Linked DNA regions of Homo sapiens: regions 1 and 3 are each linked to region 2. The links are chromatin contacts, found by Hi-C or POLR2A ChIA-PET in ENCODE. All regions are on one chromosome and are shown on one strand. Each heading gives the region's core, a stretch centred on a gene start or an enhancer-like site at or near the end of the contact. The rest is flanking DNA. Distances are from core to core; before and after follow the strand shown. Region 1 holds the start of SLC71A1 (solute carrier family 71 member 1). Region 2 holds the start of SLC35A3 (solute carrier family 35 member A3). Region 3 overlaps SLC71A1 (solute carrier family 71 member 1).

Region 1 (2,700 bases), core at 23-2,522, 68 kb after region 2:
AGTCAGGATTCCAGGAGTGGCTAAGCTAGGTGGTCCTACCTCTGGGTCTCTCATGAAGTTGTAGTCAGCCAAAGGCTTGACCAAGGTTGGAGGATCTACTTCCAAAGTGACTCACTCCGTGGCATTTGGTAGGAGGCTACAAACAGTTCCTGGACAACTGGATCTCTCCATAGGCTGCTTGAGTGTCCTGAAAACACGGAAGCAGGCTTCCCCAGGCTCCAAGCCCCAAAATGAATGAAAAAGAGACCCGCAAAGGAAGATGCAGTGCCTTTTATGACCTAGCCTCTGAAGTCAATACTGTCACTTCTGTTTTGATCTATCAAGAGTCACTAAGCCTAGTCTACACTCAAGGGGAGGGGAATTAGAGTCCACCTCTTCCAGGGAGGAATATCATTGAATCTGTGAACATATCTTAGAACTACCATACCTAGTTTCAGTACTTTTAAACATTCGCCATTTTGCTTTGTCCCTCTCTTTTCCCCACCTACATATACATACACATACATGTTACTCCCTAACCATCTGAGAGTAGGGAGCATGCGGTGTATCCCTATCCCTCGTGTTTTTCTCTTAAGGAAAAGGATATTCTATTATACAACACGGTAGTTATCAATATCTAATTTTAACATTGTGATACTTTAAAGTCCACTTCCACTTGTGTAAATTGCCCTTTCTAGCAATGTTCCCATCAAATTTATTTTTAAACAATACAGTAAAAACGTAGAGGGCCACAAAGGGTGACATCGGTCAGGTAAGGTATTTTTTTTGGCAGGGAATAAAAAAGGTCCTGGGTCTAGGGAGGTAAACAAGCGTGAGCCAGCTGAGTTCTAGCGGGGGTCCCTGAACACCAAAAGGACAAGACTGTTTCTGAAACACTACATTATCTCTTAAGTTACCCATTACTTACGGAAAATGATTTTTTACTGTTCCCTTCGGTTCCTGTCTTGGTTAGAACACAGCTGGAGATTGTGTTAATAGCTTAGGACGTCTGTTTCCGTGAGCAGGTAACAACTTTTTGAAACAAATTCCCTCATCTGCTGAAGAAGGGGGACAAAAACGGCCCCTATCGCCCAGAACCGTTGCGAGGATTTAGCTAGCTGGTGACGCCGGAGCACGAAGTTGTACAGGTAGCCAGCAGCACCCACGCGAGCCCGCGGTTACCCTGGCCGCGCGGCTACTGTAGAGTGGGCTGGCGGCGAGCGGGCGGGGCGGTATCACGCGGGAGGGGCGGGGCCCGCTCGTCGGCTGATCGCACGATTGTGACGCGCCGCCGGAGGCAGGCCGGGCCCTCAAGATGGCGGCGGGCGCCCAGAGCGGCTCGGCCCGGCAGTAGTGGTGGGACGGCACTAGCTGCTGGGGCCTGCCGCCCCGGGAGTGGCTGCAGCAGCGCCAGGAATCGAGGATGGTAAAATGACCCAGGGGAAGAAGAAGAAACGGGCCGCGAACCGCAGTATCATGCTGGCCAAGAAGATCATCATTAAGGACGGAGGCACGGTGAGCTGAGTTCCGCGCCGGCGAGCGTCCCTCGGGGCCCCCATCCGGTCTCTCCTTCAGACCCCCACACTGCCGTCTCTAGGCGTCCCGGTGCCTCCCTCCCTTCCCCCACCCTGTCCGAGCTGCCGGTGCCTCGGGGTCGCGGACCCGCATGCCGCCGCTCCGGGAATCGTCCTCCGCTGCTCGGGCTTGCGGCCTCCGGGGCCCGTCCTCTTTCTTTCCCGCACCTGCCGCCCTCTGCTCTGGCCGCCTCTGCAGGCCCTGCGGCCTCGAACCCCACGTGCGCCTCCGCCGCGGGGAGGAATGTGCGGGGCTCCCCCGGCGGCCCGCCCGCCGCGCCCCTCGTCGCCGCAGCCTCGCCTCGCCTTCGCCGCCAGGCCCCGCGGAGCCGTCGCCGCGCTTGTCAAGGGGCTGGGAACCATCCCTGCTCTCCCATATGTTGCTAACGGGGTGGCGTCTGGCGCGGGGATCCCGCTGCGGCCCCGTAGTACGTTCGCTTTCTGTTTCCACGTCTCTCTGCGTCGGTGCTCCGGCTCTGGGCTGCTTACAGTAAACCCTGACCGGAGATGGGCTTCCCTCACTTCCCGGAGTCGGAAGCATGACGGCAGACACCTGGGGCCTACATTCGAACCTGCTAGTTTTCAAAGAAAAGTCATCACTGTGTGTCTTAAGATCAAAAGTATTAGAATCAGTCATGGCCTAAGGATCGGAGGAGGACACTTTGAAGGGAAGAAAGGTTTGCTTTTTAGAAACAGTTGTCATCACAGTAAACTTTATGCAGTGTGTAGTTAACCAGCTGGGGACGTAGGATTTTTAATTGAAAAACAAAACAAAACAAAACTGTTTTATGCTAACATTTCTCCGTTGCTACACTGTGTGGTCTTTGTTGCATCCGCTGATACCGCGTTCTGAAATAGAATGGAAAGGTGATATATATGTTTCACTTACCTGAAGTGTGCAGAAATTGTACCATTAATTCCATTTCTGTTTATATCTTATTGGAGCCGCGATCAACTGCTAGCACAGTAGTAAATGTGTAAGTAGGCCACCATTGAGGATTTGCTGAATTCAGTTGAAAAACGTGACAAAATTTTATGACATTTCAGAACACGGCCCAGTCAATATGCCAAAGTTTAGAAAACTTGAGACATATGTAATGACTTTGGAATATATTTTTAGTTTAACGTTTATTATATGTTATAGCTT
Region 2 (2,700 bases), core at 17-2,516:
CATTGATCACAAAGCACTATACCAGATATAATAATGATGAACAAATTTAAATATTGCAAAAATTATTGAATATTATGTGACACAGAGACACAAAGTGAGCACATGCTGTTGGAAAAATGGCACCAATAGATGTGCTTGAGGCAAGGTTGCCACAAACCTTCAATTTGTAAAAAAAAAAAACAAAAAAACAAAAGCAATGTCTGTGAAGAGCAATAAAGCAAATCACAATAAAACGAGGCATGCTGTTATCATCATCTAACAGGCACATTTTGGTTTCAAAAAAAACTGGGCATGTATTAAGATCTAATATGTATTTTACCATCCAGGAATTTTCTCAAGACTGTATTGCAGAAAATTTTAAAACCAGTTATTCTACTCTAATACAGTTACTTATTTTTCTTCAATATCACTTTTTTTCTAAGTATGTCTCTCTTGGACATGGTTTTAATCATTTGCAATATAAAGAGACATAGGCTTAATTTATAGCAGCCCTGAGTTAACAAAAAGAGATAATCCTATTCGCTTATTTGATAATCCAGCTGAACCTGAAGTACTGATTTCAGCCTGTTCATCACCTGAATGGGCTGCCGTGGTTAGAGGGTTTCCAACACAGCTACTGGAACACTTTTAAAAGGTAATGCTGTGATCCATGCAGCCAGGAAGGGGTTGGTCCCTCATAACTCTGCAATCCTCTGGGCCCAGTTTTCTTTTTCCTCTCCCGGTTGATGACACTAGGCCCATTGGTGGTACGGCTTTGGGTTTCCTTCAGTCTCAAGATCTCAGTCAGGGTGGGTGAAGTGGAAGAACAAGCCTTCTTGCAGACCACTGGTTGGTTGGCAGCCTTTGCCATAGCTAATCTGGTTGTTTTCAGGTCAGTGACAGTCACTTTTAGGAGAGGGTTCGTTTGCTTTCAAAATCCATCTCCCCGTTCCTCTCAGGGTTCTTTGCCCCAAAGGACTTTGCCCTTCCTTACGCAGTGGACACCTTGGCACCCTCTGCAAACAGACAGTCCCGCAGAGGCCCTCGACGAGTGTCACTCCATCTGTTTCGCGCTCCTAGGAGAGGTGTAGCAGAAAGCAGTGCCCCAGGCCTCCACGCGACGGTGAAGCAGGAACCAGGGGCTGCCAGCAGAGCAGCCCAGGTGCGTCGCCTTAGGGACAGAGCTGCCAAGTGCCGAGCTGGGGCTGCCAGAGCCGAGCCGGGAACGGCATTTGCCAGAGCCGAGGCGGAAGCCGGAGCATTTGGGGGACGGGACCGCGGGAACCCGGAAACGCCTGGGCTGCACCGAGCTGGCGGTGGCTACGGCGACGGGAGCCGGCGGCGCTGCGGGTCAGCGGTCGCGTAGGACCCAGCGGACTCGGCAGCCTGGGGCGCCCGGCGGAGCTGAACCGCGGCCCCCGGTGGTGGGCTCAGCCGGTCGAGCTGCGCGGGAGGTGAGTCCTCAGCGCACCTGGGGAGGGGCGGGAACCAGGAGGCTAGCGGCTGCGGGGCGGCCCGGGAAGCTCCTGGAGGAGGAGGAAGAGGAGGCATGCGAGGGGGCTGATGTGAAGTCTGTAGGGGTGAAGGGGACGGTATCGAAGACCTGAAATACAGTGCTAGCTAAGTAGGGGTGGGAGCAGATGAGGTGACACGTTGTAACTCCGACGGACGACGTGCGGAATGTACTGGGTGGAGGAGGAAAAAAGGCCCGAGGAGAGGGGTGTGTCAAGCGAATGAAGACGGCAGTGTGTGCCTCAGCGCCTGGTGCGTGCGGAGCTAGTGACGGGTGGGCCCGGCTGGGGCCCGTCATTCCTTCAGTGAACATCCCATGAGCTCTCGCTCGGTGTTGAGCCCTGTGGTAGGCACAGATGCACCCGACCAGCACCTGGAGCTCAAGAAGCCGCAGGAACTTAAAGAAATGGAAAGGCTGCCCTTGGTAAGGCTAGTAAGAACACAAGGACTGTTTGAAGTGGGGTGAGATTCTCATCAGAACAGGTGTGTGGGTGCATTGCTTTATAGTAAAAGACGATCTTTTATTATGTTCTCTTAAATGCAGTATTTGAAAATTAAGTCTTTTCGTTTTTGAAATCAACATTCGACTTTAGTAGTTAAAGATGAAATTTGGTGCAGTTTCTTACTTGGTGTTCTTATTCACTTTCACTGGTAAACTCAGGGTGTTTCAAGGGAATGACTTGTAAACTTATATTTCTGAGGCTAACTTTCCTCCCAACTGTTGATTCTATCTCTTCAGCATCTCAAATTTAGTTCTCCCCTTTTTCATTCCCACTACCTGTCTGCTAAATATGCTCGTCTTTCCTCTTCTTACTTGCACTATAGCAATAACTTCCAAACTGGACTTGTCCTCAGCCTGGCACCCTTCCAGTCACTTGCCTCCATATTACTTTTAAAGCCAAAGATCTTATGACTTTCTTTTTTTGGTTATTCCTTCCTCAGAAATACGCAGTGACTCTCGATCGGCTTCAGAATAAAATGTAAATTATTTAGGGAGGCATTTAATAAATTTTATATTATTTAGGGAGGCTTCAGATTTTTCCTTCAGAATTTGAGTCTGACGGTGGCTCCAGTAAAATCAATATGATTCTTTTTTTTTTTTTTTAGACGGAGTCTCGCTCTGTCGCCCAGGCTGGAGTGCAGTGGCGCAATCTCAGCTCACTGCAAGCTCCGCCTCCCGGGTTCATGCCGTTCTCCTGCCTCAGCCTC
Region 3 (2,700 bases), core at 183-2,682, 110 kb after region 2:
ATGGACTTACTAGCTATCTTATGTAGTATATTAAAAACGTTAGTTAGAATAGCAAAAAAAAATTTTCTAATGTTCCCAAATCACTGCTGAACTTTGTTGACTTTGAAAGAAAAAGGAGGCACAAGAAAACCCACCCACTGATAATATTGTTTATTAACCGCTGATTATTGCCAGGCACAATTCTAAGAACTTTATGTAAATATATCTCATTTAATTCCCATGACAAGGTTTTGAAATAGGTGCTGTTATCCCCATTTGCAAAGAGACAAAAGTGAGGCTCAAAGTGAAGTGACTTGCTGAGAGCCACACAAAGCCAAGATTATGATCCAGGCTGTTTTTCTAAAGTCTGCTGTATAGTATACTGCATTTATCCCAAATCAAGCTTATTAATTTACTGTTTATAAAAGGCATCATGGTTTCAACAACAGATTAACTTAGGTAAATAATATATGGGTAATCATTGTTCTGTTAGTTTTTCTTTAGTTGTGGAAATAAGCATTTTAGACTAACTTGGACCTAAACAAGCTTTAAGGCTATTATGTAATGGGGATCTCCAAATCATTAGTTAGAACTTTTGACCCTTCCATTTTCAACTACTGATTTAAGTGGTCCTCAGTAGAAATGTACTGAATAGGAAGTTTTATCTTTCAGTTTTCTAACTCTCAGTCTGGATCTATGTCAGCAGAGGGACTTTTCATCTGCTTATGTGACCTGGACTAGTGATCTCAGACATATTCAGGGCAATTATTGCTGAAAATCAGCCAAATTGTAGAAAAGTGCCAATAGTCCTTTTATAGTGTAGATTGAAAGAAGTCACTTTTTAAAACTTTATTCTGATAAATCTTTTTTTTTTTTTTTCAGACCATAGTCTTGAGTTTACTTATGAGGTCAATTGGAAATAAGAACACCATTTTACTGGGTCTAGGATTTCAAATATTACAGTTGGCATGGTATGGCTTTGGTTCAGAACCTTGGTAAGTATAAATATTTTAATGTTAATATTTTTAATTTTGGTGTTAGCCCTTGTGTTTTTATTTGCTTCTCAACTGAGGGGTAGACTGTAATCTGTCTCATACTATGCTTTTTATCTTTCAAAATGTGTCTAATATAAGTCTGCCACTTGTATATTTATATGTTCTCCTAGAATGGCTTGAGGATTAAAAAGGTGACCTTTTATAGCTAAATGACAGGCTGAATTTTTGAATGAGATTATACAGCTTTTGAATCTTTAAGGAGCATTTAATCTAAATCAGTCCGTTACTAGGAAAAAGTATGTAATCCCATAGCAACAAGGCCCTGAAAGTTATTTACATTTTTTGTTTTTCTGGTCAGGAAAAAGAAAGTTGTATAACCAGTGATCATTACTGATAGCAAACCAGAAGTGAAAACAATCCAGTTATTTTGGTGCCAGCTTCATGCTGTGTCTCAGCTTTTCTGACCAGTCGGGTTTCCTGCAGGGGACTTGAGTAGTGACGCTTGTTGTCAGGCTGCCCACGTAGATAGTATTATTGTGCTCAGGCATTATGGCACTGAACTCCATGGTTTGCACTAATATTTCAAACAACTGACTGCCTCGTCTCTGTTTGGACTTGGATATAAGCAAGCATCAAGAGGGTGATGATTTGTTCTCCAAACTAGCCTTTGCAAAGAGGTGCTCACAATTGAAATTACCTAAAACATTTCTTTTAAACATCAAGCCAGGAACATCCAAGTTACTTGTTCTTTACAATTTAAGGATTAGATCAAATCAGCGATATCTTCACAAATCCATCCATAAGAACTTTGCCAAAGACTTGTTGGCTTCATGTGTTTGGAAATATTTGATGATGTTTCGTCATCTATATTATACATTATCCTCAATATAACCTCTCAATTGCCTGTAGAAATAATACCCAGCACATTTTACAGTTTGGAACATGATATCCCTATTTTACATTACACCCTCACAGCACTCTTGTGAATTAAGTTGCTGTCTTTGTATACAGGGTCAGATTGTTAAGCGACTTGCCCATAGTCACCTAGTAAGCAAGTTCAGTTCTCCTTTTCTCTACAGCCATTTCACAGTAAGAATTACTTAATTATGTAGTTTGACTTTCAGGTACAGTGGAGAAGAATTTACTGTTTTTGTTTTGCTGCTCTCCTTATAGGATGATGTGGGCTGCTGGGGCAGTAGCAGCCATGTCTAGCATCACCTTTCCTGCTGTCAGTGCACTTGTTTCACGAACTGCTGATGCTGATCAACAGGGTGAGTTGATAGGAACTAGCGATAATTATTTAAAAGTACAGAATGTTCTAATCCTGTGTTCTGTCTCCTATGTACTGAAACATAAGTATATCTTCAGGGTAGAGACTTTTAAAATTGCTTTTGATATAAACAGGAAAAGCAGATTCTAGGGTATTTATCCTTAGGTAGATACATATTCCCTTTTCTCTCACTTAGAATATGTGGCTTATCTGTTCTGTTCATAGAAAATTTACTGATGAGGCTGGGCATGGTGGCTCACACCTGTAATCCCAACACTTTGAGAGGCCGAGGCAGGCAGATTGCTTGAGTTCAGGAGTTGGAGACCAGCCTGGGCAACATGGGGAAACCCCATCACTAAAATGCAAAAATTAGCTGGGCAGGGTGGCGCATGCTTGTAGTCCCAGTTACTTGGGAGGCTGAGGTTGGAGGATCACTTGAGTCTCAGAGGCGGAGGT

The links. A loop is a pair of places that touch in the nucleus more often than their neighbours do. ChIA-PET counts read pairs that join two places held with the same protein, here RNA polymerase II (POLR2A). Pooled maps may share reads with other maps.
Region 1: a loop to region 2 is called in a map of gastrocnemius medialis, with 11 times the contacts of the local background. The contact joins the promoter of SLC71A1 here to the promoter of SLC35A3 in region 2. A Hi-C loop is called at or near these places in 32 of 168 maps with a recorded cell type or tissue (B cell, CD4-positive, alpha-beta T cell, CD4-positive, alpha-beta memory T cell and 23 more), 23 of 37 single-sample maps with no recorded cell type and 34 of 50 pooled maps. POLR2A ChIA-PET finds 5 or more read pairs at or near these places in 32 of 52 experiments (A549, AG04450, CD4-positive, alpha-beta T cell and 25 more).
Region 3: a loop to region 2 is called in a map of GM12878, with 6 times the contacts of the local background. The contact joins the enhancer-like site here to the promoter of SLC35A3 in region 2. A Hi-C loop is called at or near these places in 1 of 168 maps with a recorded cell type or tissue (GM12878), 6 of 37 single-sample maps with no recorded cell type and 4 of 50 pooled maps. POLR2A ChIA-PET finds 5 or more read pairs at or near these places in 5 of 52 experiments (H1, K562, activated CD4-positive, alpha-beta T cell and 2 more).

What each region holds. Positions count from the first base shown.
Region 1 is chr1:100,036,823-100,039,522 of GRCh38, forward strand. It overlaps SLC71A1 (solute carrier family 71 member 1), which reads left to right and starts at 1,273. Exons shown (of 12, transcript NM_033055.3): 1 at 1,273-1,494. The coding sequence starts at 1,411. It overlaps LOC124904230 (a long non-coding RNA gene), which reads right to left and starts at 1,186. Exons shown (of 7, transcript XR_007066251.1): 1 at 908-1,186. RefSeq lists enhancers at 745-1,347, 1,310-1,589 and silencers at 1,070-1,249, 1,710-1,899.
Region 2 is chr1:99,968,730-99,971,429 of GRCh38, forward strand. SLC35A3 (solute carrier family 35 member A3) reads left to right here and starts at 1,267. Exons shown (of 8, transcript NM_012243.3): 1 at 1,267-1,433. The region is part of intron 1 of LOC124904230 (a long non-coding RNA gene); the gene reads right to left. RefSeq lists enhancers at 747-796, 857-906, 1,627-1,716 and a silencer at 1,307-1,506.
Region 3 is chr1:100,076,304-100,079,003 of GRCh38, forward strand. SLC71A1 (solute carrier family 71 member 1) reads left to right here. Exons shown (of 12, transcript NM_033055.3): 9 at 862-974; 10 at 2,148-2,245. Among named protein-coding and RNA genes, the nearest start is that of SLC71A1, 40 kb to the left of the region's middle. RefSeq lists enhancers at 1,369-1,418, 1,429-1,578. Within about 2 kb of position 1,433, at least 2 of the 41 ENCODE cell types and tissues checked have a DNase peak (open chromatin) inside an H3K27ac peak, as active enhancers do; they include GM12878, where a contact is called at or near this core.